6 separate regions of the Homo sapiens genome follow, and regions 1, 2, 3, 4 and 5 are each linked to region 6. Evidence: chromatin loops called from intact Hi-C (ENCODE). Cell type or tissue: A673. All regions are shown on one strand.

Region 1 (5,000 bases), 1.4 Mb after region 6:
GCATTCTGAGGCCAAATTCTGCTCTATTCTCAATCTATATGGAAAAATACCAAGACAGGTCTGTGTATTTTGTTTTTGTTTTTGTATTTTTGAGATGGAGTCTCACTTTGTCACCCAGGCTGCAGTGCAGTGGCATGATCTTGGCTCACTGCAATCTCCACGTCCTGGCTTCAAGTGATTCTCCTGCCTCAGCCTCCTGAGTAGCTGAAATTACAGGCGTGCACCACCACAACCGGCTAATTTTGTTGTTGTTGTTGTTGTATTTTTAGTAGAGACAGGGTCTCACCATGTTGGCCAGCCTGGTCTCAAACTCCTTACCTCAGGTGATCTGCCCACCTCGGCCTCCCAAAGTGCTGAGATTACAGTCGGGAGGCACCACACCCGGCCCCTGCGCATTTTTTTAAATGGCCAAATTTTGTAAAGTTTATTTCTTAAATGGATGGGGCAAGAATGATTCTGAATGGGATTAAAACCCCTCTTTAGGTATGGTATGCATTGTATATTTCGGATTATCTAAAAATTCTGTCCTAGGGCATGACAAATTAATAAGTACCCATTTAAGCATGTGATGTTCATATAGCTCCTTAGCTACTAGGTGTTTTCTGCACAGAAACAATTTGACAGGGTCTACTCATCTCTGTGATCACACTTGCTTTTTCTTTTTATTATTTAAAGATATATTTTTAAGGAAATAAGGAAAATGGCCAGGAACAAATGACCGAGAATAATGTCTTCTTTTCCAGCAGCAAATCTCTGCTGAAACATGGAGTCTCTATTGTCAGGTGTGTGTTGCTGTGGAGGGTCAGCACGTTTGTGTTTACCTGACCCCTCTCTTGACTCTCAATCTATTCACTAACCCATGCTACCTTCTTTTCAGGATCTACCAGAACAAATTCTTGATTTCAGTGTATATACATTTTACATTTTTTAGAAAAATATGGTGGTGGAAAGCAAGAATTATTAAAGTTTAAGAGCTCCTGCACCACAGAGGCAACAAGGGAAGAGCATTGTTATTTTGAAACATGATTTAATATAGGCAGGAGAGACAGAGAGAGATAAGGACTGCCCCCAGGCGATAATAATATTAGAGCTTAGAGACCCAATGGTGGTGATTCATTCAACAAACACATACTTACCAGGCAACTTCTATGTTCCAGAGCTAGCCTACTGCTGGTACCGCATGCCACCATATCTCTAGGGAACAAGGGAGTGGTCACGCGATTATACAACATTAATTTTCATAGACCCAGTGAGTTTGAGTTTTGGAAGGACTATTGCAGACCACTAGGTCTAATTCTTTTACATTAGGAAAATAAAGATCCAGGTTTTAAGCCAATTCTAGAAATAAATCCAAGTCTACTTTTTCTTTGCTATGTGATCTTTTCCTTATGCACCTACACCCATAGACACACACACACACACACACGCACACACACACACACACAAATATAAGCATCCAGGGTGAGTAAAAAGACAAGAAGAAAGGAATCTCAGGTAACTGTGCAGGATGGCAAAGGTAATATGTCTGGGTCACAGAAGTTGTGGGAAAAAAGAAAGATAGACTGCCTATATTTTTCATGATGCTTATTTTTAATACTTTCAAAAACAGTGCCTTGGTTTTATATTAGTTGGACACTAAAATTAAAAACAAACTTCTACGTGTCCAAACTTTCTAAAATAAGTTCTCTGTGGTATCCTAATAAGACAAAGTTTAGATTTTCTATTAAATTCTTTGAAGTTAAACATGAGCCCAGCTTAAGTCATTTGGTATGAGAAAGAAGTACAGAGTACACCTGAAAAAACTTGTGTTTCAAAGTAACAAACAAATTAGCTTTTTTTGAATAGTACTTAGATGTTTATTTTAACTGTCTACAAGATTTGCCAAAAGGGAAACCATACTTTTGATACTGTTTAAGTTCAGAACAAGTTGGAGTGTACGGAATATATTGCTCATTTGTATGCTTTTGAAAATGGTTTTCTCTTCCAGCCATTTCATATCCAGATGTTCTGATTGTTCCAACCCACAAGCCATGTAGATTATTCCTGTTTTTCTTTGTATCATGTAAATATTTTGTCATACATTAAAATTATGGGAAATCATGGTATTTTTATGATTTCAAACTTGGAATCTGCAGGCCTGAGAATGGCATTAAATCTAGCTGTGTTCTCTTTCACAGACACAACCAAATGTCATCATTAAGATTAAAAAAGCCGGGATTCCTATGCACTGTCCACCGGCTCTGTTACTTTTGATGGACTTTACTGGAGAAAGAGCTGACAGAACATTTTCAAGATGGACAACTATATTTTAGGCAGATATTTCCCTGTTTTCCAGACTTCTTTTTTAACTTAATGAAACTTGATATGTATCAGAATGCTATTATAATGGATTTGCTATAATTTGCTATTACTATAGCTATGAAAATTATGTATTCATAGACAATCATTTTTAAATCAAAATGTTGTATTTGCACTTTTCAAAAATGTTATTCTCCTGCCATAGCTAACACGACGCCCCTGGAGAAAGCTCTGGTGGCCTGGGGCCCACGCCTTCCATTGGGCTGGCGTCAGTCAAGTGATGGGAGCCGCACCGCCCTCCCCTTTCGGTGAGGCAGCGCCCCCTGGTGGACTGACACGGGCAGTTTTGGACGTGAGCGTTGTGAAAGAAGGAAGTGATTTCCTACCCTGCGCTCGGTAGACACGTTTAAATCGCCTCACATTCATACTTATCTCTGTAGATGCAAATTATACAACAGGACCAGATAGGAATTCTCCTAAATCTGACATTTTTGGTCTCCAAAATGAAAACTACAGACTATTAATGGAAATTCTATGCAATGTAATGTATTGGCTCATTGGCATGAAAAACCAGCAAACTCTGTGGGGCTTTTCGACACAGAGATTGAGGGAGGAGGAAGAGAGATCACCCTAAAGTTCTTCCAGTTGCACAGAACCGCCCCCGAGGCACCGCTGCACCGGCTCTTTGGTTCAGAGACCCTACATCACATCCCACTGATGGAGTGATAGAATTCAGCTCTTCATCATCATCCGCCAGGAAAGGGGACTGTGTGATATTTTTACAGGCCAATTCCATTTGCAGACTATAAAATGGTGTAGGAATTTCTCCTTTACCTGGCCTAGTCTATAGGTGAAAACACCAAGGCCCAGACAGGATATGAGGCATTCCCTGAGGTCACACAGTAAGATAGAGCGTGGACGAAGTGTTTGCACCCCTGAAATGATAACACCTGGGTTCCCTGCTGGATCTATCCTGGTTTTATTTTCTTTTTAAAAAATTCGCGTAAGTTCCTCTGAGGATCTACAACCCGCATTTTTTTATTTATCTCTGTGAAGGATGCTGCAGAATCCGCGTCCTCCACGACAGAGAAGAGAATGTGCCGTGGCTTTAGCACTTGGAGAAGAGCAGCTCAAACGTGGGCCGTTTAAAGAAACTCACTGAAAGGATAGGGTCTTTTTCTCACAAAGATGGCCTTTTCTTTTCTCTCTCTCTCTCTTTTTTTTTTTTTGTTTTTTGTTTTTTGTTTTTTGTTTTTTTTTTGAGACGGAGTCTCGCTCTGTTGCCCAGGCTGGAGTGCGGTGGCGCGATCTCGGCTCACTGCAGGCTCCGCCTCCCGGGTTCACGCCATTCTCCTGCCTCAGCCTCCCGAGTAGCTGGGACTACAGGCGCCCGCCACCACGCCCGGCTAATTTTTTGTATTTTTAGTAGAAACGGGGTTTCACCGTGTTAGCCAGGATGGTCTCGATCTCCTGACCTCGTGATCCACCTGCCTCGGCCTCCCAAAGTGCTGGGATTACAGGCGTGAGCCACCGCACCCGGCAAAGATGGCCTTTTCTAGACACAAGATCGGGGCACAGAAGGTACCAGCAGAGCACTAGGAACCCAAAGGGCCCTGTGAAATTTGAAGGCCACTTCAGCCCCAGCACCTGAAGCGAAGCCGTCAGGCACTGTCAGGAGGCGTCTCGCTGGGGCAAGAGGGAGCTTGCTCTTAGGCAGAGGGCGTCTTTGTGACTTGAACCACCTGAGAAAGGATTAAAAGGGAGAGTCCAAAAGCTTCAGGAGGAATGTGGAGGGATCCTCCTCCCCAAAGAAACAATCAACTGAATTCTAAGAAACCCTGGGGCTAGGATTTGAGAGAGGGAAAGAGCCTGGTCTATCACTTATCGTGAAATGTGTTTCAAGTTAGTTTGCTTTAACTCTGCTAAGCTTTGGACAGTTTTTATTTTACTGCAAGAGAAAAAGTAAAGAGTACAACCAGAAGTTTGTGCTAAGGGAAGCATGCACTTTGTTATAGAGTCTATATTCCATGTTCTCAAAAAAGTTATGTGTCTGAAATGCAATGGTATATTTCCTTTAAAAACTGAATGTGGGATACAGCAAGCAGGATTCAATTGAATAGGATGCTGAAGATTTTCTTTAAATCTGTAATTTTATTATATTCTTTGACAAAGTATCTTCTTGTTAATATGAACATATGAGAATGTGGTAGTGTTCAAGGAATAGGTGTTTGACAGCATTTTTAATTAAGAGCTCAGAGAAGTAATGGAAGACATCACTAAAAGTACTTTTGAGGAAATTAAATATCTGGATTATTTCAAAATATTACTTAGGAGCATTTCATGAAGGAATATAATGAAAGTGGGAAGGAAAAGAGCAGAAACAAAAGAGGCCTACATTAAAGATTTTGCAGTGCTCAAACCAGGCCCTCTATGCAGGAGACTCTTGAAGCCCTGAGGAGGCTTTGAAGAGGGAGCTCTGGGCATCCACTGCACCCGTCCTGGGATGGGAATCAGAACTGCCCAGTAAACGCATTAAGCACACCTGCCCTTCTTCAGTTGGTACAGTGATTGGTGCCCTATTTAACTTTTCCTTTTCCCTCACAGGTCTTCTGGAGACTTCTGAGCAACCTGCTATACGTGTCCTGTCGTTGGTGATGTTTCCATGTCTCTGTGTGATCTGCAAACCCCTCTGCTAAAAAAGA
Region 2 (5,000 bases), 230 kb before region 6:
TCTCAGTAGTTCTTTTCCCCCTTTGTGTCTTATCTGCAGTGGACCTGAGACTGAAGCTGTCACCAGGCCATAGTGGTTGGCCCGGCCTCTCAGGCTGCATTCACAGCAAACAGGAGAGAAGGCGGAGGGGCTCCCGCCTCCTGGCCAGGACATTCTGGTTGGAGTCTTGTAATGAAATCAGAAGTGACATGTCCATTCTTGGGGCCCCATAACTTGGCCAGCAAAGCTCCTCGGCATAGTAGGCCATTGACGCATGCTTCTTGGGGACCATGGGGAGCCTCCCTAGCATGGACACACAACCTTTGGTGCCACCTTTGCCCGTCAGCCCAGCCCCCGCACCCTGCACTTCCCTCCATGTGCAGCGCAGAGCCCTCAGCCCCAGACCCCCTCGCGCTGCACTTGCTGGCATCTTCTCCTCCCCCAGCACCTGGTCTGCCTCTCTCTGCATCCTTCCTGGACCCGCCCCTGGGTGTTCTATTGACAAAGGGGTTCCCCCCCTTTCTTATGTTTTAGGGCAGTGCTGTGCACACTGTTGAGTTTGATGAGTGTTGGCTAATTTGAACTGAATTCCCAGGTGTGTTTTTTCCTTTTTCAGATCAAACCAGTGGTGCATTGTGATATAAATGTGCCTTCCAAGTGGCAAACATATCATCGTATATCTCGACATATAAAGTGAGTATAATATTATGGGTGAAAAAATCAAACTGTGCCATAACTCCCTAAAAACAATACTTTCTATCCTGACAAATGCCCCTCAGCCCCCTTTCTGTCCCTCCTCCCCTCCCCTCCCCCTGCTCTCTTGTGCTCTCACTTCCTGACAGGTGATTTCTTTTTCCTAGACCACCTTCTCTCTGATTCAGCTGTTCATGTGCTACCTTTTCTTTCTCCTCTTGAACCCTGATTTTGGAAAAGAAAAGCAATCCAATCACCATGCCGTTGTTTGCAGAACAGTTCACCTGGGGATATGAAGATAAGAGCATCATACACACAGCTTAGTTTTAGGCTCTGAAGCTTTGTTTTGATTTTTTTTTTAATGTAGCAGTTGCAGCTGCAGCATGTTGAAGGGAAATTTAAAAGCTGTTTCCCCCGCCCCTTGACCTCTTGCTACCAAAAGGCCCTCATGGGCTACAGCACATCCAAGTCAGGTGTTGCTACAGGAACGGAGTGCATTAGAGCCTCACTGGCCGCTGCCCTGGGATGCCGCTGGCAGTGCCAGGCACCGAGGTGCTCAGTGGGAGGCACTGGGGATAGTTGTGAGCACTGTGTGCATCCACCTGCATTATGTTTTTGGGGTTGGGAAAAGACACACACTTGACTTGAACGAAACGTTGGTTTACATCCCGGCTTTTCGTCTTATCAGCTTGGGACCTGTGCCTGCTGCTTCGCTCTGAGGCTGAGGATGTCTCCCATTGTGGAAAACAGGGCTGAGAATATGCAGCACACTGTGGTGAGGGTTAGCTTCAGGAATGTTTGCAGCCAGCCCCCCAGGGCTTGTCACAGCGTAGCAGTTCTCTGAATGGCAGCTCTTCCCCCTGTCCTTTTATTGGGATGTTCTAGCATTTTAGTGATTAAAAGCCCTGACATGGATATCTTTCCATTTTACCATGTTCTAGTCTAAATGGAAGGAATTTTAGCGAGTTTCCAGAGAATGCTGAGCTCTTCATGTGGGGGTCCCAGCCTTGTGTGAGCCAGAGTCACCTCTACCACGTCCCCTCGCAGTCCCGAGAGGCAAGGGCTTGGAGGCTCATGAGGCTGGAAACTGCCTGATTCACCCGACAGATCCTCAGGCTGGGAACGAGAAAGAGGAAGGAAATGTGGCCGAGAATTCGCCAAACTTGGCCCCTTGCGCTTTTCCTGAAAATCTGTGACCATTTCTTTAAAATACTTTAAGCTTCCACAAGGGGGCCACCTAAATACACAGATCTTTCCACACCACTTTTCATGTACCTAAGAGCTGTTTTGAAATAATAAGACACAGTATTTCTGAATTTTGTTAGTGATGTCTTTCCCGCAGAACATACAGCAACCTCAGGGAACGTCGTTGGTTTGTGGGTCCTTCTTGACAAAAACGCCATCCTTAAAGCCACATTTTATGTGCGTGACCCAGGCCATCAATGATCCTCACTCACTGGACAGACATGATTATTTTTTTCAATGAGAAACCAACACAGTCTTGCAGCATTTGCCCATCCTTTGTCTTGGTGTGTTGGAATTTCCACTAGATGGACCCAAATATCCATGTGAGTGCAGAGTCCTTCCTACCACAAATAAACCTGATCGTGTTCCTCGGAGTCCTTGTCGCTATAAAAACACATAAACAGTAGTTATGACGGCTTTCAGAGGCTTAGATGCTCAGGAGAGAAAGGCGGGGTGTGACCCTTTCTGGTGAAGAGGAGAGTTGGCGAGGGAGTGAATGGCTTGTTGAGCTGTGTTCTGCAGCAGCCAGATGCTGGAGAGAGAGCCCGGGGCTCCCCTGATGGGGTCACCGGGGGATTGAGCTGGTGGTGAGTGCATGGGTTGGAAGTCACTGATTTGGAGGTTGAGGCTCAGATTGAAGCCCTGGTTCTGGCACTGATTGAGCCGTGTGGCCTGAGGTCACTTCTCTTGCCCAGTGTTCTCTCTGATGTCCCTTGTCACTTAGGAAGGGATTCACTCACTCATTCCACTTATACTGGCGTGGAAAACACCCTGAGTCAGTGAATGAGCCTTGGGAGAAAAAGCGTTTAAAAGATCTTTTGTCGTTTATTTAGAAGTGAGCTGGCAAAAGTTGTCTGGGCCCTGGAGTGGTTTTACTTGGGGACTCCCTGCCCTTTACAGGGAGCCTGAGACCAGAGGGAGAGTGGGAAGAGAAGAGCCCACCCCAGGGCTCCTCTGTGGGGAGGAGGCACGTTTGTGCCAGGCAGAACTGGAGAAGAAGGGGCCATTGGTCCTGGCCCTCATTGCGAGACTGACGTCGAAGATAGACACAGCTGGACATTAGTGAAAGCGGCAAAAACAGATTTTATTTAGTAACTACTGAGAGTTGGGGAAGGAGCTGAGTTCCACTCTGATTTGTGTGGAAGTGATTTGGGCGTTTTAAAGGGGGAATGAGATGGGAGCAAGTGGGGCCTCAGGAGAATCAGAGAAGTGGAAAAGTACAAAGAGTTGGTCAGTGAAGGTGGCCAGGCAGCTGGTCTGCAAGCTGGCAGTTCTGGAAGTTAGGATTCTGTCCTCCGCCAGAGACTGGGAGACAGGCCCTGTCCTGCCTGATGCTTGCAGTTCAAGGGAAGGATCTTAGGTGTGGGAAACGTGTCTGCATGGCAAGAGCTGCATATTTGTCAATGCTCTAAGAAGGAGAGGTCAGGGGCCTATCTCAGGTGTTGGCTGGATGAACAGTAAATGTTCCTGGCAGCCCTGGGTTTTCTCAGGTGGGTGTTTAGTGGCGGGGCTAGGGTCATCCTATGGCTGTGGCTTGATGCTGCTGGACGCATGCTAGAGTTTGGTTGTATCTCAGCGCAGGAGTTGGGACAGAGTTGTCATAGGCCAGAGTTCTGTGAAACTCAGTCCCTCCTCTTGTTCATGAAGACAAGCAGATCTATTCCTTGTAGAACAACCACCACCTGTCATAAGGGGGACTTGAGGAGAAGGGTCCAGCCGTTGCTTCCAGCTGCTGTGCATTCAGGAGGAGCTGAGAGACAGCCGAGGAGCACAACCCTCCCACGAGGGTGGTATGCATCAGGAGATGAAAGCGTGACCATCGGGATGGATACAAAGAAGCCAGAGGCCAGGCACAGTCGCTCAAGCCTGTAATCATGGCACTTTGGGAGACTGAGGCAGAAGGATCACTGGAGCCCAGGAGTTTGAGATAATCCTGGGCAACATAATGAGACCCCATCTCTTAAAAAAAAATAAAGAAACCGAGTCCCTTAAGGAGCTCCCTAAACCATCCAGTAAGTGGAGGAAATTATTTAAAGGGAGATGCAAGTCAGTGCTTTTCTGGAGGTTGTAAGCTGTGTTAGCTATTGTGTCGGATTGCCACTGCTACAGTTACTACTGTTACTGCTTGAGACCATCATTACGACAGAACAAAGGGATGAATGTAGAAATAATAACAAAAAACAAAAGGAACTGTTTTAAGGAAAGGACCAGGGGAAGAAGAGAGCCCCCTGCTTCTAGTGAGCAAAGGCAGCCCCCGCCCCCCGAGCTTCCACAGCCCTTCCTATTTATTGGGTAGAATGAGCAGGGAGAAGGAGATAACGACTGGTCAGCTGCTTAATTGATCACAGGTTCATATTATTACTAACAGGCTTCAATTATGCCTAATCACAAGAAACACTTGCGCCTGGGTCGTGACTGCCCTCAGCAGTCCTTCTGGGTGGCGTGTGCAGTTTGTCAGTTTGCCAACATTCTGCATTTATGAGAAAGTTTGCTGCTTACTCATATAGCCTCCAGTGGTATACTGAGTTGATCACGGCCCTCACTCTTTTGGCCTCCAACAAGCTATGTCTTGGGTGTGAGCCTTTGCTGTGACTGTCTCTTGACAAATTTCCTCTCGAGTGTCGTCTACAAACAGGTGGCACTGAGGACTGACTCGTGCACGAACACCTCCCTGGTTTCCAGTCAGCAGTCTGAGGCTAGTCCATTTTGTGGAGTCATTTACAAAGTTCTGACACTTCTGGAGCTAATGATGCAGCAGCTTGTCCTAAGTGGGAGACAGAATCTTCCAGTTCTTGGGGGGCTAGCTTTGCTGATCCCCTTTGTAACCTTATAGTGTATCCGTCACCATAGGCGAGGGTGCAGTGGGAGGGACAGACCACCCTACCAGGCTGGCTCCAGGCAGCAGGTCCTTCCAGAACCCACTTAAGACGGCTTCCCATCCACTAATGCTTGGTCCACAAGTCTCAGGACCAGCAGCTGGGGCAGCACTCACGTTTCTGAGTCTCCTTTGCGAAGTTTGTCACATTTAGCCATTTGAAGGTCAGCACTGGCCACGTGACAGGAGCCCATCCACTGGCTGGAAG
Region 3 (5,000 bases), 2.0 Mb after region 6:
CAAAATGGCGAAACCCTGTTTCTACTAAAAATATAAAAATTAGCTGGGTGTGGTGGCGCATGCCTGTAATCCCAGTTACTCAGGAGGCTGAGGCAGGAGAATTGCTTGAACGAGGGAGTCAGAGATTGCAGGGAGCCAAGATCGCGCCACTGCACTCCAGCCTGGTGACAGAGCGAGACTCCATCTCACAAAAAAAAAAAAAAAAAAAAAAAAAAAAAGTGATATAAAAGATCCAAATAAATCCTATGTGTCATATAATAAACTTGGCCTAGATTAGGCAATCAGGGAACGATGTCTAGGGGAAGTGATATTTGAGCCAAAATCTGAGGAACAGGAGTTAACTAAAGGAAGGAGGAACGTGAGTTTCCGGAGAGATGAAACAAACATATGCAGGGGAAGAACGTGACATCATAAAATCTAAAGGAAGGCCAGTAGGCTGGAGGAGAAATCCTGACGGGCAGAGGCAATGAAGTGTCTAAGATGCAATGTGGGAGCCAGGCTGGTCCACTTAGGGACTCAGGCCGGGAAAGAGATTCTGCCCCTGAATCTAAGTGATAATGAAGAGGCGCTGTAGGTTTTAAGTTGAAGGTTAACTTAGATTTGAATTTGAAAAGACCAATTTGGCATTCACTTTCCTAGATGCAACCAAACAGTTTTTGAATCAACTTTTAACTTACACTCCTTAGGTAGGCAATTTTCAAACAATCTTCAAGGCTTGGTGCTTATTTTGCATATAAATGGCTGGGCTAATTTGCGCTGCTTATAGCTTAGACCCAAAGGATGCTGGCCAACTAGGGTTTTCTGGCCTTTCTGTGCAAATGAGGCTCTTTCATTTCCTTGAAGAGTTGAGCTCATTGGGAAAAAGCCAGAAGCATCGACAACAGTCAAGGATGGTGTTTGGGGCAGGAGTTTAATTAACTAATAGGAAGATTGACAACAGATGTTGAGAACCTGCAACAGGGGGGACTTCAGATAAGGTACCAGAAATTCCACTTTCACCCTTGATAGAGCACTTAGCCACTTTGGGCTTCTGTTTCCTTGTTTATAAAATAGGATTCTTTCATTCATGCATTTGTTTTTTCTTGTTTTTAAATAATGCCCATTTACCAAATCTTGTGCTAAGCTCTGGAGATACACAAAATAAATAAAGTGTGGGGCCAGGCTTTAAGTCACGCACTGTCACTAGGGAAGAGAAGATCCAATCTTTAGTGAGCACTTACTGCATTCTGACAGTGTTTGGTACTTTCATATGCATTCCATTCTCTAATTCTTACAACAACCAGGGGAGATCATCAGCTTCTTAGCCGCACTCTTAGAAATAGGAAAACTAAGACTTAGAGAGAGGAAGTACCTAACCTAAGCTCAGGCAGATGGTAAATGGCAGAGCCAGCTTTCACACTCAAGGCTGTTTGATTCCAAAGCCCATGTTCTTTTCACTGTAACACACTGTAAGCAAGTCATTACAGAACCAAGTGATAAGTGTTTTAGAGGAGGTATGTACAAAGAATTATGGGAGCAGAGTGGGGCGAGACTAATAATAGCTTCCCTGATGTTTCATAGGGCCGTCTGGAGGATCACATGCACTAATGGACTTGAAAGTGCTTTGTAAACTAAAAAGTGCTATATAAATATAAGGGATTATTGTAACCCACATATCCGGATCTGCTATGTGAGGGTGCTGAGTAATTCTCAGTGTGAGAAATACATGCTTGGACTATGGCTATTTAATTCCTTCATTTCCAGGACTTTCTTGGCATTCACTAAACCACAGGGGTGGGTCTGGCAGCCAGCAATCTCACACATTCTAAATGGAAGCTGATGCCTGTCAGCTGTGTGGGGACATTCCTGGGTGCTGAGCGCTCAAATGGCACTCCAGGTTTTTATCTCTGAGCTGAAAGGGAAAGGATTGATTTAGCTTGGAGAGCTCCCGAGCAACTCTCCTCCCTCTCCTGCTGTCCAGAACCCAGCAGCCCCTAAGAAGGCCCTCCCAATGCCTCAACTCCCAATGATTTCCTGCTGGGACTGCCCACAGAAATAAGCTCCAGCAGGGGCCAAGCTGAGTCACCGTCTCCACCTTGCGGTGGGGCCCTGGGGAGAGGGATGGCTTGGAGACAGGGCCTGTTTATAATTACAGGGATTTTCCAGGCTACCCAGGATGGGGACAGGGTGGATTGTAAGCAGTTGTGCTCAGTAGCCAGGGAGTGACAATAGGGCTGTGTGACCCAACTTGGAGTCCACTAGGAGAAATGTGTGACCAGGCTAAGAACAGAGATCCTCCCACCGGCCAGTACTGTGGTTAGCATGGGCACTGCCTTTGTGAATATCTATCTATTCACATGGATGGGCATCCTTATTTTTTCTAAGTAGGAAGGCCTATCATCTTATTGTAGACTTAATTTTAAGGCCTCTCTAACTTACTAGGGCTCATGAAAACAGCTCATACTGCTGCCCCTGCTGGTCTCTCTGTCTCCTAAACATACAGGTTTGTATCATGAAGACTGGCAGCCCAAGGGTCAGGCCTGGCTCATGCAAGCTTTTCCCTCTCCAATGCCTCACTCCTCCAAGGCAAGTCACAGTAGGACAAGCACTGGGGCAGACTTGAGGACTGGAAGAGAGGCCGACTCGCCTCCTTGCTGTCTGTCCTCCTTCTCCTGCTCAGCCACACCCCTATCTCATATGCATGGGGTTTTCACCAGGCTCCCTTGTCCCACGAGTGTATTGACACAACCCTGCCTGTTCCTTATAGTCTGCAGAACAAGGATTAGCACCCTCGCCTCAAGGGGTCCCTCTGCTGGTGGAAATGACCCAGAAAGAGAAGGCATCAGAAGCCCAAGGAGAACCCTACCTTTTGGAGGAGCCATGGCTGCAATGAGGAGTTTGACAGTCCCACAAATATTAACCATGTCCCCACAGAAAGGAATCAGCAAAATCCGAGAAGCAGAAAGGCAGGAGAGATGAGAGCCAGGAGAGAATCATTCCTCATATTTCAAGAAAAGAGATAGCTTTAAGAAGAAGAGGTAGGCAGTGGTTAAATTTCGGATAACATTAAATAGGATGAGGCTCCACCGAAGTTAAACCACTGATGAGTTTTACAAGAATGATATCCAGAACCTGGTGGAGATTTCAACAAACTGAAGTGGGAAGGAAGCAGATATAGACTGCCTTCCCTAGAACTTTGGAGGTGATAAGAATAAAAGAGGAAAATCAGAGAGATCAAGGGTTCTTTTATTCATTCATTTTTAATATGGAATCTTTTCATCATATTTATTGATTGGCAGGTGGTGTAAAGAAAGAGATTTAAGGCATGTCGGAGATAGCATGTTTGGTTGGACTAGTGCAGTCTCAGTTCAGACCTGATGGCCCCCTATGCCTTCCCATCATAGCTTCCTTTTCCTCCGGTTTGGATGAATTATTACATGCTTAGAAGGTTAGAAAAATAAGAGAGATTGCATTCAGGACCTCGATGGAGGGGTGAGCCTTTGTCTAGTGGAAAGATTCTGTTTCCTCTGGAGAGGTAAACAAGGAGAAAAATACCAGTGAAGACATACAAATATTTTGAAATGGATGAGAGGGAAAGGAGGCCATTGATAGAGAATCATCAACTCATCATGCTGAGATGGTCTTTTGAGAGTGAGAAGGCAGGTCATTTTGCAGACTGAAAGACGGCAAGCAGGTGTGGGATAGATGAGAGGAAATATGCATATTGGTTAGCCCTCAGTTTATTTACCTGTAAGGTCCCTACATTAGCTGATACGGTTTAGCTCTGTGTCCCCACCCAAATCTCATCTTGAGTTGTAATTCCCATGTGTCAAGGAAGGGACCTGATTTGTGGTGACTGGATTATGGGGGCGGTTTCCCCCACGCTGTTCTTGTGATAGTGAGTGAGTCTCATGAGACCTGATGGTTTTAAAAATGGCAGTATTTCCTGTGCTCACACTTCACTTCTCTCACCTGCTGCCATGTAGGACATGCCTGCTTCTCCTTCTGTCATGATTATAAGCTTCCTGAGGCCTCCCCAGCCATGTGAAACTGTGAGTCAATTAAACCTCTTTTCTTTATAAATTACCCAGTCTTGGGTAGTGTCTTTATAGCAGTGTGAGAATGAACTAATATATTAGCCAAACTATTTATATTGCACAGCTTACCTATACATGCTACACTGGGTTCTTATATCCAATCCTAGAATGACCTGGTGTTTGGATTGCAAAGAGCCCTGTTTGGTAGGAATGTGCAGAGTCTGGGTGCCATCACTGCATGTTATTGTCTCTTGCCATATGCTACCTTTTACAAAGATAGCTGTCTCCTGCCATCAATAGGGCACATATGCTGACCACAATTTCCAGACTTTCTCAGCACTTATGTGTCATAGCTTCCTTGAGACATATAGCATGAGTTCGAGGCAGCTGGCTAGAAGCCACCCTAATGGCCCTCCTAGTTCAGTGTCACAGATTCTCATAAGGTGGGGCCGGGCAAAGGGAGAGGTGTTCTCATAGCAGGTTTCCAGAAGAGAAGCAGACATCAAGATGGATAATTCCCTAGGAGGATGATTATCTAGGATCCAGGACCGATTTTGATAAGAACACTGAGCTTATGTAGTTTTAAATTGCCCTAATTTCATACTCTTTTCGTTAGCTCTGAGGTAGTCTTGAAAACAAGCAATCTTGAAACCTGAATCATTTCAGCATGGTGAGAAAGTATAGTAGCCATGAAAAATAGCAGCCCAAGAGAACCAATGAAGATGGGGATAGAATGAATTTGAAGCTTCTCAAAGCCCATCTCCAAGGAACTGTAAAAATCTGGCCTATTTGGCAGCAACCTAAAGGGCCCCACTCCCAAGGCTTGTCTTTATTTGACCTTACTCAGAGCTCACTTTTTGCAAACAGCTTTATTTCCTGGGCATTTGTTGAAAACAATCAGCAGCAATTGTTCACTGACTGAGGCAATAGACTTGAGGCTAATAAGACAGTGATCAAAAAATTAAAAAGGAAAACTGAGGAAAC
Region 4 (5,000 bases), 800 kb after region 6:
AATTTTTATATAGTCTTCTATGGGTGGACATTTTAAAACCTCATTATGACTGATGCGTAGTAAGTAGGTTAAAGGAAAGGGAAGCAAAGGAGATGTTTTGAGACTGCCTCAGAAGCTACTACAATAGTTTGGGTAAGAGGCGATGACAGGCCAGATTAGAGATGCTATTTTGGAGAAAACTAAACAATGGATCATCTTGAGAGAAATTCAGGACCTGATAAATGATTTGAAATGAACAGTTAGGAAGAAGAAAAAAATCACATCTAATGCTGGTATTTCTCACTTTAACAGCTGATAAAAAAAAAAAACTGTGGAAGAATATATTGTTTGGTGGGGAAATACTGAGCTCAATTTTGGATATGTTCAGGGTGAGACACTTTTGATACAATTAGAGACATGAGGAAATCAACATCCAGAGGTGAAATACCATGGAGAGGAGGCAAATAATCAATTTTTCTCACAAGAATGCCTTTCATTGGGTCCAGAGGCTCTCTGCTGTTTACAGAGTTCATTTACGATTGTAAACCTATTTTTGTTACTCTACTGATTATTAGGACCCTGCAGGGCTCTGTGGCACATGCAGTCTACACAGCCAGGTTCTGTTGATAGCTATTGAGGTCTTCGCTCTTCTTGGCAGAGGGGTTAGCCATGGATGAGCCTTTCCCACCCCTTTCTAAAGGTTCTTCTCTAGGCCACTCACCTGATGACTAAGCTCCATGATTAGGACTGAAAGGCTGAGAAGAAATTGAGGTCATGGTTTTTCACAGCCAAGGCCCCTCTTCAAGGCTAACTTCAGGGTTATGATAAGAAATCTGTTGCTTAAAGCTGCTTACTCCTCTCAAGTTCATATTCTGATGAGCTTTAGAGTCTAACAGAGTGGTAAATGTGACCCAACAGTTGTTCTACTCAGCAGCATTTTGCATCACGTGTTTAAATGCCCATCAATGATAGACAGGATAAAGAAAATGTGGCACATATACACCATGGAATACTACGCAGCCATAAAAAAGGATGAGTTCATGTCCTTTGCAGGGACATGGATGAAGCTGGAAACCATCATTCTCAACAAATTACCACAAGAACAGAAAACCAAACACCACATGTTCTCACTGATAAAGTGGAAGTTGAACAATGAGAACACATGGACAGAGGGAGGGGAACATCAAACACCGGGGTCTGTTGCAGGGTAGGGGGAGTTGGGGAGGGATAACATTAGGAGAAATGCCTAATGTAGATGACGGGTTGATGGGTGCAGCAAACCACCATGGCACGTGTATACCTATGTAACAAACCTGCATGTTCTGTACATGTACCCCAGAACCCACAGGGCAACCCACACAATGTGTGCTCCTGTGGGCTGGAGGAGTTCTGGAGAGCACACCTGATCCCCACAGGAAGCCTCTGCAGCTCGTATGCAAATCCTCATTCCATAGTTCTGATGGGGGCGGGTGGTGTCCCTAAATTTTTTCTGGCAAACCAGCATGCACATTCTCAGTGTCTATCTCGTCCCTTGAAACTAGCTGTCCCCAGTTGACTGGTTGTCCTCTGAAGTCAACCTCTTGTGAAACGTGGGGAACTGCAGCCACCATGGGCCTTGGCCTTGAGAGAGCTCAGAGATGGAGACTGGGCAGAGCCCACTTCAAAGGGGCCCACCCAGGAGGGGGACTGCTGGCTCTGAGTGCAAACCTGAGCATGGAGGCAGAGATGGCCTGCCTGTGAGGGTGGGTAGGCATTTGGGGATTTAACAATCAGTGGTCAGTGAGTAGCTGACAGGTTGGCAGGGCTCAGGGCAGTAAAGCTCTGCGTCTTCAAGATAGGACAAGATAGGACATCCCTGTTCACCATGAGACAGTTTCTATTCTTTTTAGGAATAAAATTGTAGATAAGCATGTAGGGTGAGTTCTTAGGAGCTGGGTCCAGAAGCACCATACACCACTTTTGTTTACCTTTATCTATTGTATAGTCACGTGGGCACAGTTAACTTCAAGGGAGGCTCAGAACTGTAGCCTAGCTGTGTGTTCAGGAATAAGAACAGATATTCAATTTTGGTGAGTGCTTCTAGCAATCTCTGATACAATCACAAGTCAAAGTATCTGAAGATCAGGTATTGTTCATATTCCTTAAACAGCATTAAACCAGACAGATCAAAATGTCAACATATGTCATTTGAGGTTATACTTATATAAATATAGTTTCTCCAACATGTCTCTCCTACAAGCACCAATGGATATATTAAATTGGAATTAATATGTTAGTATATTAGTGCTACAGTCTAATGAAGAACAGGTGGGTAGTTGCATGACATGAGTTAAGACTGTGATTTTAACTTAAGTGAACACGAGGAAAGGGATTAGAACTGGGGAAATATAATTACTTAATTTGGAATTTGGCCAGAATAGCAGAGCTGAAAACTCCAATGTAACTCATTGTGAAATGATGTGTGTGTGTGTGTGTGTGTGTGTGTGTGTGTGTGTGTGTGTTAATGGCAACAAATAGTCAGGAACTTAAATCAAATTGACAAGCATGCAAACTCATCTTTCTCTTCTTTCTTTTTTTTTCTCTCTCTCTCCTCTCTCTCTATCCACACACACACACACACCCAGCAAAAACTTAATCAAGTGCAGCTGGTTTATAGCATATTTCATCTGCCCTCATCTTTTTTTCTCAAGGAGAAAAGGTGTCTCTTGCTGACAAATGATGTGTCTGTATGTACTTCAAGCAGTTCCTGAAGCAACCTCGATATCTAGCTTAAACATTGTCCAGACTTATCTCTATTCAACTAGTGAAACATAATGAGATCTGGGAACAGGATAAAAGAATTGTTTCATGGACGATATATTGCAGAGACCAGAATTCTGAGCTTTGTGTCTCACTCGGGCTACTTAACAGGCAGTCCCATGAGGGGAGACCGCCCCCTAATGGAGTGTGAGCAAGCAAAAGACTCTTGCTTTGGGCTTAGTGATAAAATGTCAAATCCCCAACTTGGTCTCAGTTAAAATATGCATTTTAAAATAAAATGATATAAGAGAGTTAAAGAACACTTGAATGGCATGTTCAAATTTAAAATGCAGTTTTCAATATTGTCCTGTATAAACGAAGAATGGCAAAATAGCCTATTTATGGCTATTCTTTGCAACTCTATAGATCTCTTCTGAAATCCACTAGATTTTAATTTGCTATTTAGTTATTTGAAATTCTCTTTTGGCATCAGTACATTTCTGTTATTCCGCACTTTTTTTCTTAAATACAAGCTCAGTTCTAGACTTTCACCATACATCTTTTTTTTTTGTTTTTTTTTGAAAAGAGGACTGGAAAAGATGGTTAACAGTTTTAAAAAAGGTAAAGTCAGTAATTAATTTCTAATACTTAAGCAAAATATAGCACAAGTTCATTGTTTGGTTGTTGCTATTTTAAATGTGTGTTCTTTTCAGTATAGACGTCTTAGAGAAAAGTTTCTTTCAGGTTAGACTCTTCCAAAAACTGTAACAGAGTAATTAAATAAAAATTTTAGATCTATGAGTGATATGTAGTAAAATAAAAAGATGTTATTCAGGAGGATTGACATGTATATGAATATTCACTAACAAACATAGAGTAAATAGAGATATAAAAACTCTTAAGAAAAAAATAACTGAAAAATGTCTGGCCTAAGGAATTATTTTCATCTTCTGTGTAACTTTGTGTAAGAGTACATTTAATTTGGACATACTCTGACAAGTAAGCAAGAACAAATACTGAATTGAATTGGCATATTCCAGGGAGTTATTCATGAGTTGATTCATTAACAAAAACATTTTTTCATACAAGCATCACATTTTTCTGGATATAATTTCGTATGACTAGTCAAGCTCTCAAAAGTTGAAAAAATTATCTGCTCTTTCTCCATTGACATGACACAAAGCAACATCACAAGATTCTTCCCTTTGAGTCTCTAACTTGAGTGGTCTTTAAGTGTATGTGTATTTCCTGATAGCTGTATGCCTACAGAGTGAATAAAGTAGGCGATTTTCTGAAAAAACTTCAATTTCTTCTACTTGATCATAGTTTGTACATTTTTTTCAACTTGAATGAAACCTTGAAAATTGAATTTATAAAGAAATTAATAAAATTTGGAACATAGAATGTGCAAAATAAGCTATTATTTTAGTTTAAATTAAAAGCATGCTTAGTAGGACATGGATGAAGCTGGAAACCATCGTCCTCAGCAAACTGACACAGGAACAGAAAATCAAGCACCACGTTCTCACTCATAAGTGGGAGCTGAACAATGAGAACACATGGACACAGGGAGGGGAACATCACACACCAGGGGCAGTTGGGGGGTGGGGGGAAAGGGGAGGGAGAGCATTAGAATAAATATCTAATGCATGTGGGGCTTAAAACCTAAATGACTGGTTGATGGGTGCAGCAAACCACCATGGCACATGTGTACCTATGTAACAAACCTGAACGTTCAGCACACATATACAAGAACTTAAAGTAAAATTAAAAAAAAATTAAAGTCTCTTGTTCACATTTGGAATTCTGAGGTTTCCCAAATGAGGGCCGATATTGTGTTAGCATCAGTAGAGAGGTTAATAGTTACACTAGCAGTTGAGCAGTTTTAGGGATTTTTTAAAAAATTGTTTTTGTTTTATTATAGAGATGTTCCAATGATTTATGTTTTAATTTTTTACTTCAAGTGAAATTTTAGTTTTAGTATTTTTAAAGAAATAAAAGGTCATCATCAGTGTCTGCCAATACTGTATATTAACGAAATGGAAAATGAACTTTATTTCCACTATCAATTGCTAGAAAAAAAAAGATCTTCACTATTAAAGGACTGTAGTCTAAAAAACTGTAGATTTGATTATTTCTGCTATTTCTCTGAAACTTTCTCATCCAATGCTACAAAGTAGCCTGACTCCAAAAGTACAGCCCACTGGAAAAGCTATTTTCTTTTAAGACTAGATTAAAATAGGGTTGTTTTGGGCCAGGTGCGGTGGCTCACGCCTGTAATC
Region 5 (5,000 bases), 760 kb after region 6:
ACAACAAAAGTAAATGAAGAGTGAGCAGACAATTGAATCAAAAAAAAATTTTTTTCCTGAATTAAATATATTTTTGTGTTAAAAGTTAGGATTAAAATGGAAAAGAGTGAAATGCTGGAGATGCACAAAATAACCAAAGGAAATAAAATAAAAAAAGGAGTTAAAGTTGTTGAAATAAGATGGTAGTTATAAAATACAGATAAATAATACTTACTATATACATACTTCCATTCTGAAAGAGATGCACAGCAAATTTTAAAGAGAAATCTGTATAGACATATAACACAGAAAATAATTTCTGAAGTAAAATAATACCCATATCTGAAAACAAAAGAATATATCATGTCTCAGAAAATTTTGACAAATAATAATCAATACTAAAGCTTCTACTGGTGAAGTTACTGAATTTAAAAATAATTCTACTGCTAAGTTAGGCCAGGTTTTTGTCAACTACAAGATAGAAAATGAATCTGAAATCAGTGTTATTTACAGTAACATTTAATAATTAAAGGACTTCGAAATGTCTATAAAATTGGCAGCTTTCCAGTATTGAGTCTTCTAATTCACACAGTATGTATTTTCATTTATTTAGGTCTTAATTGACATATTTAGCCAGCAGTTTGTCCAGTTTTTAACATGCACATTCTTTATATGTTTTATGATGTCAAATTTCTAAGAATGTTGTATTTTGAAGCTATTTTTAAAATGCTGTTTTTTATCTCCATCGTTCATTGTTTACATACAGAAATCCACTTGATATTTATGTTTCCATTGTATTCTACAATTTTGCTAGAATTACTTTTCTCCTCCTCCTCCTTCTTCTTCTTCCTCATCGCCATCACATGTTAGTTGAAATTCCACATAGAGTCATGTTGTCTTTAAATAGGAATAAGTTTATATCCTCCTTTTCACAGTTGTGTATTTTTTCTTGCCTTGTTGCATTGCCTAGCATTTTCATTAAAATGCTGAATAGGAGCAGTGAGAGTGAAAATACTTGCCTAGTTCTTAGACATAGGGGAAAAGCATTCAAGCTTGATATTAAGTATAATATTAGCTCTATGATTTTTGTATAATACCTTTTATCAGGCTGAGGAAGTTTTCTTCTATCCCTACTTAGAATAGGTTTTTATGACTTGATGTTGAACTTTCCTTAGTGCTTTTTCTATACCAATTCATATAATCATGTGATTTTTCTTTTTTAAGTTGTTTTTATGGCAGAGTACACTGATTTAAAAATATTGAAGTAGCTTTGAATTGTCAGGATAAAGTCCATTTGGTCATGGTACAGTATTTGCTTTATATATTATTAGAATTAGAATTGATTTCCTAATTTTATATTGAAGGTCTATTCATTTCAATATTGTTTTTCTTTTCTTGTACTGTCTTTGTATGGTTTCGGTAGAAGGGTAATACTAGTATAAAATGTCTGAGGATGTTTTCTTCATCTTATCTTTCAAATAGATTGTGTAGAATTGACATTATTTCTTCTTAAAACATTTGGTAGAATTCACCATTGAGACAATTTTGGCCTAGATAATTGGAGGGTAGTACAAACCTATTTTGGTTATCTAATTTTTCTTGGGTAAGTTTTGATAACTTATGTTTTTGAGAAATCGGTCAATTTCTTCTACATGGTACAATCCACATTCATAGACTTTTTTTACAGCTTCTTTTAGTGTATTTTTAAGGTACACTAGTTATTTCCTTTTTTAATTTTTGTATTGGTAATTTGCTTATTTTTTTCTCTCTCTTTTTTCGTTACTCTTGCTATAGTTTTATAAACTTAATAATTCTTTTCAAAGGATCAGCTTTTGGTTTGTTTAATTTTCTCTATTTTTTCTTCTCTGATCTCTATTATTTTCTTCCATCTAAATTACTTAGTTTTATTTTGCTAATATTTCCCTAGTTTTCTAAGGTAGAAGCATAGATAGTTGATTTGAGTCTTCTCAATGAGCATATATTGTGAAGTTGCTCTAAGTACTGTTTTAATTTCACTTTATAAATTATATATTTTATTTTTATGTGTGTTCATTTTAAAGTATTTTTACATAATTTCCAGTTTTAATAACATGGAAGCAAGCTGGCTTCACTCCCTGACACAGAAAATAAATAAATAACCAGCTCTGATAGTATCACCAGAAATATCCCAGAAGTTACATGAGGATGAGACAGTTCCCAGGACCACAAAGAAGTTAAATATTCTGAGTAGATTAAAAGAATATAGGACTTCCCTGTCTGCAATGCCCTCCTCCCTGATTTTCCCTGCATCAAGTGTGAGAAAACTCTCACCCACCAAGTCATGATTTTTACACTGGAAATGTAAGATTGAGGTGGACAACCAGCTTCCCCAGAATCTTGGATTTCCTAGCAGGAGACCTGTCTCTGCCTCAATGCACCAAAGGTATTGTGAGTGCCTGAAGGGGAAAACATCTCTGAGGACAGGAACAGACAAAGGGGAAAGACAGAACTACCATTCCCACTCCTGAAAAGTTTGTTCTCTAACTCAGTAAAAGGAGAGGCCAAATTAGAGTGACTTTTTAATAGCATCACACTGCAGGAGAAATGTTCCACAGCTCCGCTGAGCACAAATCTCCAGCTTCCTATCCTTCCAGGATATCCCTTCGGGGACCCAATAACAGTCAGCTCTCTGATGATTGACTAGAGACAAGACAAACCTGGGAATAAGACACCACCTAGTGCTGAAAAGAAGGCAAGAACCTAATGGGGGAAAAATTAACTGGTAAATTACAGGGAATCTCTCAACAAATACATCCAATCCAAACCAAAGACCAGGTGGACAAAGAAGACTAGAATAAAAAATTGATACTTCAATGAAATATATAGAAGTATACTCACAGGAAACAACAGCAAACAGAGAACCATGACCACCTCAGACAAAGCAGGGAACAGATGACTGAAACTAAGAAGATAATGATATGTGAGCTCTCTGAGCAAGAATTCAAAATAGCAGTTTTAAGGAAACTCAGTGATCTCCAAGATAACACAGATAAGTAGTTCAGAAATGTATCTGAGAAAATTGAGAAAGAGATTGAAATATTTTTAACAATCAAAGAGAGATCTTGGAACTGAGAAATACATTTACTGAACCAAAAATTTCATTAGAGGCTCTCAACAGCAGAATGGATCAAGCAGAGGAAAGAATTAGTGAACAAAAAGACAAACTATTTGAAAAGAAACAGAGAGGAAAAAGAACAAAAGAATGGAAAAGAATGAAGATAACCTACAAGATATAAAAATTACCTCATAAAAAATAAATCTAAATATTATTAGTCTTCAAGAGGTACTTGAGCAAAAGCAAGGGTTAGAAATCTTATATAGAGAAATAATAATAGTAAACTTTCCAAAATGAGAGAAAGATCTAAGTATATATGTGCAGGGAGGTCAGAGAACACTAAAAAGATTCAACCCTAAGAACACTACCCTCAAGGCATATAATAATCAAACTCTTGAAAGTCAAGGACAAAGAGAGGAACATAAAAGCAGCAGGGAAAAGAAACAAATAACACTCAAAGAAGCTCCAGTTTATCTAGCCTCAGCTTTACAAAATAAAACCATACAGACCAAGAGACAGTAGGAAGACATATTTGAAGTTCTAAAAGAAAGAAACTACCATCAAAGTATATTGTGGTCAGCAAAGCCATTCTTCAAACATAAAAGAGAGATAAAGTCTTTTCAAACAACAACAACAACAAATGTGATAATTCACCATGACCAGACTTTTCTTACAATAAATACTAAAGGAAGTTCTTCATCAAGAAAAACAAACAAACAAACAAAACAGGCAGAAACAAAATATCCAAAGATATAAAATTCATTGGTAAATGTACATACATAGACAAACCCAGAAAACTCTAATATTGTAATGGTGGTGTGAAGTCTGTTCATAACTCTAGGATAAAGTCTGGAAAACAAATCTATAAAAGTAACAGCTATAGCAACCTGATAAGAGATAATCAATATAAATAAGTAAACTGAGAAACCTAAAGCTTAAAGTGTGGGGGATGCAGTTAAAGGGTAGAGGTTTATATTTTTAAGTTTTTAATTTGTTTTTATTGCTTTTCTTTTGATCTTAGATAATTTATCATCTGTGATGGTTAATACTGAGTGTCAACTTGATTGAATTGGAGGATATAAGGTATTGATCCTGAGTGTGTCTGTGAGGGTGTTGCCAAAGGAGATTAGCATTTGAGTCAGTGGGCAGGCAAAGGCGGACCCACCCTTACTTTGGGTGGGCACAATCTAATCGGCTGCCAACATGACTAGAATATAAGCAGGCAGAAAAATGTGAAAAGAGAGACTGGCCTAACCTTCCAGCCTACATCTTTCTCCCATGCTGGATGGTTCCTGCCCTCTAACATCAGACTCCAAGTTCTTCAGTTTTCGAACTCAGGCTGGCTCTCCTTACTCCTCAGTCTGCAGATGGCCTATTGTGGAAACTTGTGATCAAGTGAGTTAATACTTAATAAACTCCCCTTTATATATATAACTATTCTATTAATTCTGTCCCTCTCGGGAACCCTGACTAATACATCATCTTTTAAAAATAACTTGTTATTGGTATAAAATGTTTTCTGTAAGCCTCATGGTAACCACAATGCAGAAACCTAAAATAGATACACTGAAAATAAAAAGCAACATATTAAAACATACTAAAATAACATAACCACAAAGGAAAACACTAAGAAAGTAGAAAAGATTTACAGCAATCAGCAAAGAAGCAACAAAATGGCATTGTGTTATCATTTATCTATAATAACACTAAATGTAAATGGACTAAATTATTCAGTTAAAAGACATTGAGTAGCTGAATGGAGACAAGAGCCAACTATATGCTACCTACAATAAACCCACTTCATCTATAAAGACACATAAACTAAAGTGAAGTGACAAAAAAATCATGAAAATGGAAACCAATGAAGACTAAGTGTAGCTATAGTTATATCAGATAAAATAGATTACAAGTCAAAGACTTCAAAAAG
Region 6 (5,000 bases):
ACATCTTCCTTGTCCTCCAGGCTCTGCACCAGCTCTCCAGGGAGCCTCCCCAGCTTGCTTCCCTCTCACAATTGTCAGCCCTGCAGGCCACCGGGTGCCCACCTGCCCTCAGGGCAGGGCTGGGACATGCATTTAGCACAAGTTATCTGTTTCGTCTTAAAATGTGAAATGGCTTACATCCTTCACGACTGTGTTCTTCAGAACCCAGAGAGCAGGGCGGACGTTCCCGCTAAGCCTTGGGACTCTGTGAGCCTCTGTTTTCCTAACTGTAAAATGGAACCGATATTATCGCTCCTGCCTACCTCAGAGGCTGCTTGAAGAATGAGAGAACCTCAGGAAAGAACTGAGTTCAGATGTTGTGCAGACATAAGATATTATTATCGAAATCATAACAATCCTTTTAGTTTTTGAACTTCTAAGCCTCAGCCTCCTCACACAGTGTTTCCTGTGGAAACTCAATAAACCATTAAATTTGTAGATTTCCTTGATTAGTATTTTTTGTTCCAGAAGACAAACACTATAATTTCAAGAATATTCTCTATATTTTTTGAGGGCTTACAAAGAAAAACACAATGTAGAAATACCCTGATTTTTCTAAAATGCTCAAAGAATGATGTATTCTGATACATCTAATTTCTGGCTAACTGGCTAAACAAATATTACTTTTCTTTAAACTTTATTATTGAATATGGAAAGGCCTTATTTGATTTTCTTATTGCAGCATGATATGTAATATGAATCTTTAGTGCAGCTCATCTTCGATGAAGCTTTTGAAAATATGAACCGTTTTCAGGGTGGCCGTAGGTTTAACTCACAGGTGTTGGTTGGAAACTCAGTAACAACGAATCTGAACTCTGATTTCTGTTACTTTCTTAAGATGGAGTTTTTAATAACTCACATCTCTTTTAATTTAGTTAGTAGTGAGTACATATTACAATGAAATGCCATATGTATTAACCCTTTTGTGACTTCCTTCACCCCCCCAATCTGAATAAGCAAAATGTTCATTTGCATTGATGGGAGTGCAGGCTCAGTGTGGTGGGGGAATGTGTCCCTCAGGGCTGCAAGTGCCGCAAACTCAGTCCAAAAATGAGTTCAGTTAGATCATTGATTCACTAAATCAGAGAAAGGAGGAATTTTGTTTCGTTTTGCTTTGAATCAGCTACTGGTTCCAGTAAGGCAATTAAAGAGTCCAGTTTTGGCATAGTTGTAGGTATTTTAATTTTGAGCCAGGCACTCTTAGATTTGAAGAATCCGAATTATAAATGAAATAATAAAATTTGGTGCAAGATGAAATTCGTAGAGTCTAGGAATTACAGCCCTGTGGGATTTAATGTCTTTTTACAGGCATAATTGATATATCTATATTTGAAATATAGGCTTTCTAATCTAGATGGTGACTGGAAGCCATTTCTCAGCTCGTCCTTGTGGCCTGCAATAGAAACAGGGAATTTCACAGGGGCGCAGCTGGCCCAAGTGGCAAAGTCTTAAAGGGGATCGTGGTGCCACCTCCTGACTGCAGAGTAAGCTGGAGTGCAGAGGGGAGGGGAGAAAGCACCGTGTCTTGACCGACGACAGGGCTCAAGCCAGTGTGGGGCTGGGCTCAGGGACGTTGCTCTGAAACTCCAAGAAAAAAGAAAAGGTTTCATTCAGTCCTCACAACAAGCTTGCGAGTAAAGTGACCTCACTTGATATGGAGTACACTCATCCTCAGTGAGGCTGACAACTCGCCCGAGGGTTCAAAGGTCACGGTGGAAACCAATTCTTTCAGCCTCTTCTTCTCTGGTTTCCTTTACTTCCCCAAAGCCAGCTACAAAGAAATGATGAAAATGACAATTTACTCATCATAAAAGTAGAAGATAACATGGCTTAACCAAGTTATGGAGGTTAGTCAAAGAAAGCCAGGAAGAGCAATTATCCTTGTATTAATACTACGATCAACGCCCGCGGTGCTCACGTGGCCTGAACCCAACATGCACAAACCCTTTCCCATGGGAGCGCTGAGAGAAGCCTCTGGAGACTCGTGCTTGGCTGCCACGTGGCGCCTTGATTTGGTTGTGACCCTGGGAAAAGCCCTGCATCTCCTTTGGAATTTGCTGACCCCTCTCCGTGGGTCTCACCTTGAGCCTTTGAAAGAGGATCCAAGGCCCCAGATAGTTTTTCTTTTGTGAGGGTCGGTTTCGGTGGGGAAACATCCGTAATTTGAAGAGTGGTATAAAATGAATAGAATAACATCTAGCATCTTCTAGTTATTCAGTAAATATCTGTTGAATAACAAAATGCATACTACTTGACCATTTTTTTTTCTATGTGGATAGTTGAATTGGGAGAATGCACAGCTGGTTATCTAAGTGACCACTGGGTGTCACTGTTTACCCACTGACCGACCATCAGTTTTTTTTTTTTTTTTTTTTTTTTTTTTCCCCTCTCACCTGGTCAGGACAAAAGCCTCTGGAAGCTGGTCCAGGTGCAGAGATTTCAAGCTTGTTTCTCATAAGTAACCTGCTATCTCAGGGGGGAAAAAGAGCGATTCCTATGTTATTCACTTCAGGATGTTTTCTGCTTTCTGTAATCTGGATGGAGAGCTGATGTGTTTTCTGTTTCTTCATCTCCCTTTTATCCTCCTAAAGAAGTTTTCTTTTGCTAACGAAAACAAGAGTTTTTATTTTGCAATTTATCTTGAAAATAGGAACGCTGGTGTGAACATTAGTTGGTACAAGACGGCAGGGTTTCATATGTAACTTTAATAGGAAACTATTGCAGGTGCTGAAAGTAAATTCTCACCTTGTCAGGCTCAGAGCATCATGATTATTGCTGCAGTGAGCTTCCTGGAAATAGAGGCCGTTCTCACTCTCTGGTGAAAGACAGGTTGGGCTTCAAAGGCCACCTCCACTGTTCTGATCTTTGGCCTCTAAGGTGATGCTCAACATCTTTGATCCTCAGAGTTCTTTGGCCCCCAGCAGGGCTTCTGACCCCACTCCCAGGGCTGCTGGGAAGTACCAAGTTCAAACCCAAAATTTCTTGTTTTCCTCCTTAGGGGTGTTCTGCTAACATCTGAGCTGATGGGTCTTGAAGGAATATTATGTTTCCTCTGCTCTTCCCTTCGTGATGTAATTTACCATGTCTTTATAACACAATCTAATATGGGTTGGGCCAAATAGCTGGAATTCCTAAGTCAGAAGTTTTCTCTGAAAGGCACGTAACTGACTGACTTGTCCGTGTTTGTGGATTTCACTGCTGCAGCAAGAGGACCTAGAAAATGGCCATCTTAAGACCTGAAGAGGCCTTAGAATTTATCCAGTTTAGTGTTTTTTTTTTTTTTTGGATGCATTTTACTCTTTCTTCAATATTCCATAGAGGGCTATAAAACCTTACAAGTGGGAGGTCTTAAAATTTCCCCATAAGACCAATGATGTGAGTACAACCTGCAGGAAACAGAAGGAATCCAGTTAGACAGTCCCTGGCCACTCCTTTCTCAGCCCTCCTTTCCTGCCCACACCTCCCCTGCGGGAGCTGTGCTAATTCCTCACTGTATCTTGGTATCCTCTACTTTAAAGGGAGAAAAAAAGATGAGCACTTATGTTTCCTGAATCTAATGCATTCCAGGCTGATGAAGAGTGACGGCTACCATTAACTGAATCCTTTCTCTGCGCAGGACTTGTGTTCAGTCTTTTATTTTCACAATTTCATTTAATTCTCACTACAGTCCCAGGAGGTGCTCCAAGTTTTCCCTAATTTACAGATGAGAAAGCTGGAGCACCAATGGAGGTTAAATGGCCTACACAAAATCACCCAACTAACACCTGGTCATTTCTGAGTCCCTTGCTTTTTAAAAATTGATACACAATATTTTATGTATTTATGGGGTATATGTGATATTTTGCTACATGCATAGAATTCGCAATGATCAAGTCAAGGTATTTGGGGTGTCCATCACCTCAAGTACTGATCATTTCTTTTTTTTTTAAATTTTTTATTTTTGAGACGGAGTCTCACTCTGTCGCCCAGGCTGGAGTGCAGTGGCGTGATCTCGGCTCACTGCAAGCTCCGCCTCCCTTGTTCACGCCATTCTCCTGCCTCAGTCTCCCAAGTAGCTGGGACTACAGGTGCCCGCCACCATGCCCGGCTAATTTTTTGTATTTCTAGTAGACATGGGGTTTCACTGTGTTAGCCAGGATGGTCTCGATCTCCTGACTTCCTCGTGATCCGCCCGCCTCGGCCTCCCAAAGTGCTGCGATTACAGGCGTGAGCCATGGCGCCCAGCCAAGTACTGATCATTTCTATGACTTGGGAACATTTCAAGTCCTTTCTTCCAGCTACTTTGAAATATACATTGTTGTTAACTATAGTCAGCCACTCTGAATTGAACAATGGAACTTACACCTTTTGTCTAACTGTATGTTTACACCCATTGACTCGTCTCTGTTCAATCCCACCCACACATCCTCCCACCCACACACCCTTGCCAGCCTCTGGTATCCATCATTCTATTCTCGACCTCCATGAGATCACCCTTTTTTTTTTTTTTTTTATAGTTCCCACATTTGAGTGAGAGCTTGGGATATTTGTCTTTCTGTGCCTGGCTTATTTCACTTAACACAAGGACCTCCAGGGACTCCTTTGCTTTTAACCACTCACCTACTTAGGGGGATGTTGGGTTCAATGTTGTGGTCTGTAATAGAGAGGGTTTTTCAGTCAGTCTCACTGCCTTGAGCTCATGGTGGAGGCGTTTGGAGCCATATAAAACTAGACTTGAGTATCAGCTGCAAGAACAGGAGGATTTCACTCAATTTCTCTTTTGTTCCTGAAAGCATTTCTCTAGATGCCCCATTTATCCAGATGTGGCTATTGCACGTTGTATGTGATATGGTTTGGCTGTGTCCCCACCCAAATCTCACCTTGAATTGTAATAATCCCCACGTGTCAAGGAGGGGGGGTGAGGTGGAGGTAATCGAATCATGGGGATGGTTTCCTCCATACTGTCCTCGTGTTTGTGAATA

What was found. Hi-C counts contacts between places; a loop is a spot of excess contacts. Peaks named below come from ENCODE experiments on the same cell type or tissue, not always from the same donor. Only the 100,000 strongest peaks of a DNase experiment are listed, where the experiment ranks them.
Region 1: a loop joins it to region 6, with 4 times the contacts of the local background. A loop is called at or near these places in 21 of 110 quality-filtered maps.
Region 2: a loop joins it to region 6, with 5 times the contacts of the local background. A loop is called at or near these places in 4 of 110 quality-filtered maps.
Region 3: a loop joins it to region 6, with 5 times the contacts of the local background. A loop is called at or near these places in 4 of 110 quality-filtered maps.
Region 4: a loop joins it to region 6, with 6 times the contacts of the local background. A loop is called at or near these places in 12 of 110 quality-filtered maps.
Region 5: a loop joins it to region 6, with 13 times the contacts of the local background. A loop is called at or near these places in 7 of 110 quality-filtered maps.

What each region holds. Positions count from the first base shown.
Region 1 is chr2:5,363,446-5,368,445 of GRCh38, forward strand. No RefSeq gene overlaps it. Among named protein-coding and RNA genes, the nearest start is that of LINC01248, 330 kb to the right of the region's middle. In A673, CTCF peaks have their summits at 2,623 (motif pointing left) and 2,826; a DNase peak (open chromatin) is centred at 2,596.
Region 2 is chr2:3,726,408-3,731,407 of GRCh38, forward strand. DCDC2C (doublecortin domain containing 2C) reads left to right here. Exons shown (of 11, transcript NM_001287444.2): 3 at 596-672. Among named protein-coding and RNA genes, the nearest start is that of DCDC2C, 25 kb to the left of the region's middle. RefSeq lists an enhancer at 1,591-2,180. In A673, CTCF peaks have their summits at 1,930 (motif pointing right) and 2,141; DNase peaks (open chromatin) are centred at 1,904 and 2,234.
Region 3 is chr2:5,913,450-5,918,449 of GRCh38, forward strand. No RefSeq gene overlaps it. Among named protein-coding and RNA genes, the nearest start is that of SILC1, 17 kb to the right of the region's middle. In A673, CTCF peaks have their summits at 2,113 (motif pointing left) and 2,787 (motif pointing left); DNase peaks (open chromatin) are centred at 1,682, 1,802 and 2,762; H3K27ac peaks cover 1,050 bases.
Region 4 is chr2:4,760,382-4,765,381 of GRCh38, forward strand. No RefSeq gene overlaps it. Among named protein-coding and RNA genes, the nearest start is that of LINC01249, 110 kb to the left of the region's middle. In A673, a CTCF peak has its summit at 2,925 (motif pointing left); a DNase peak (open chromatin) is centred at 2,860; H3K4me3 peaks cover 353 bases; H3K27ac peaks cover 3,442 bases.
Region 5 is chr2:4,712,598-4,717,597 of GRCh38, forward strand. No RefSeq gene overlaps it. Among named protein-coding and RNA genes, the nearest start is that of LINC01249, 59 kb to the left of the region's middle. In A673, a CTCF peak has its summit at 2,699; a DNase peak (open chromatin) is centred at 2,644; H3K27ac peaks cover 387 bases.
Region 6 is chr2:3,957,132-3,962,131 of GRCh38, forward strand. It overlaps LINC01304 (long intergenic non-protein coding RNA 1304), which reads right to left. Exons shown (of 3, transcript NR_037881.1): 2 at 2,785-3,425; 3 at 524-1,810. Among named protein-coding and RNA genes, the nearest start is that of LINC01304, 14 kb to the right of the region's middle. In A673, CTCF peaks have their summits at 2,361 (motif pointing right) and 2,561; DNase peaks (open chromatin) are centred at 2,500, 3,180 and 3,500; H3K27ac peaks cover 3,409 bases.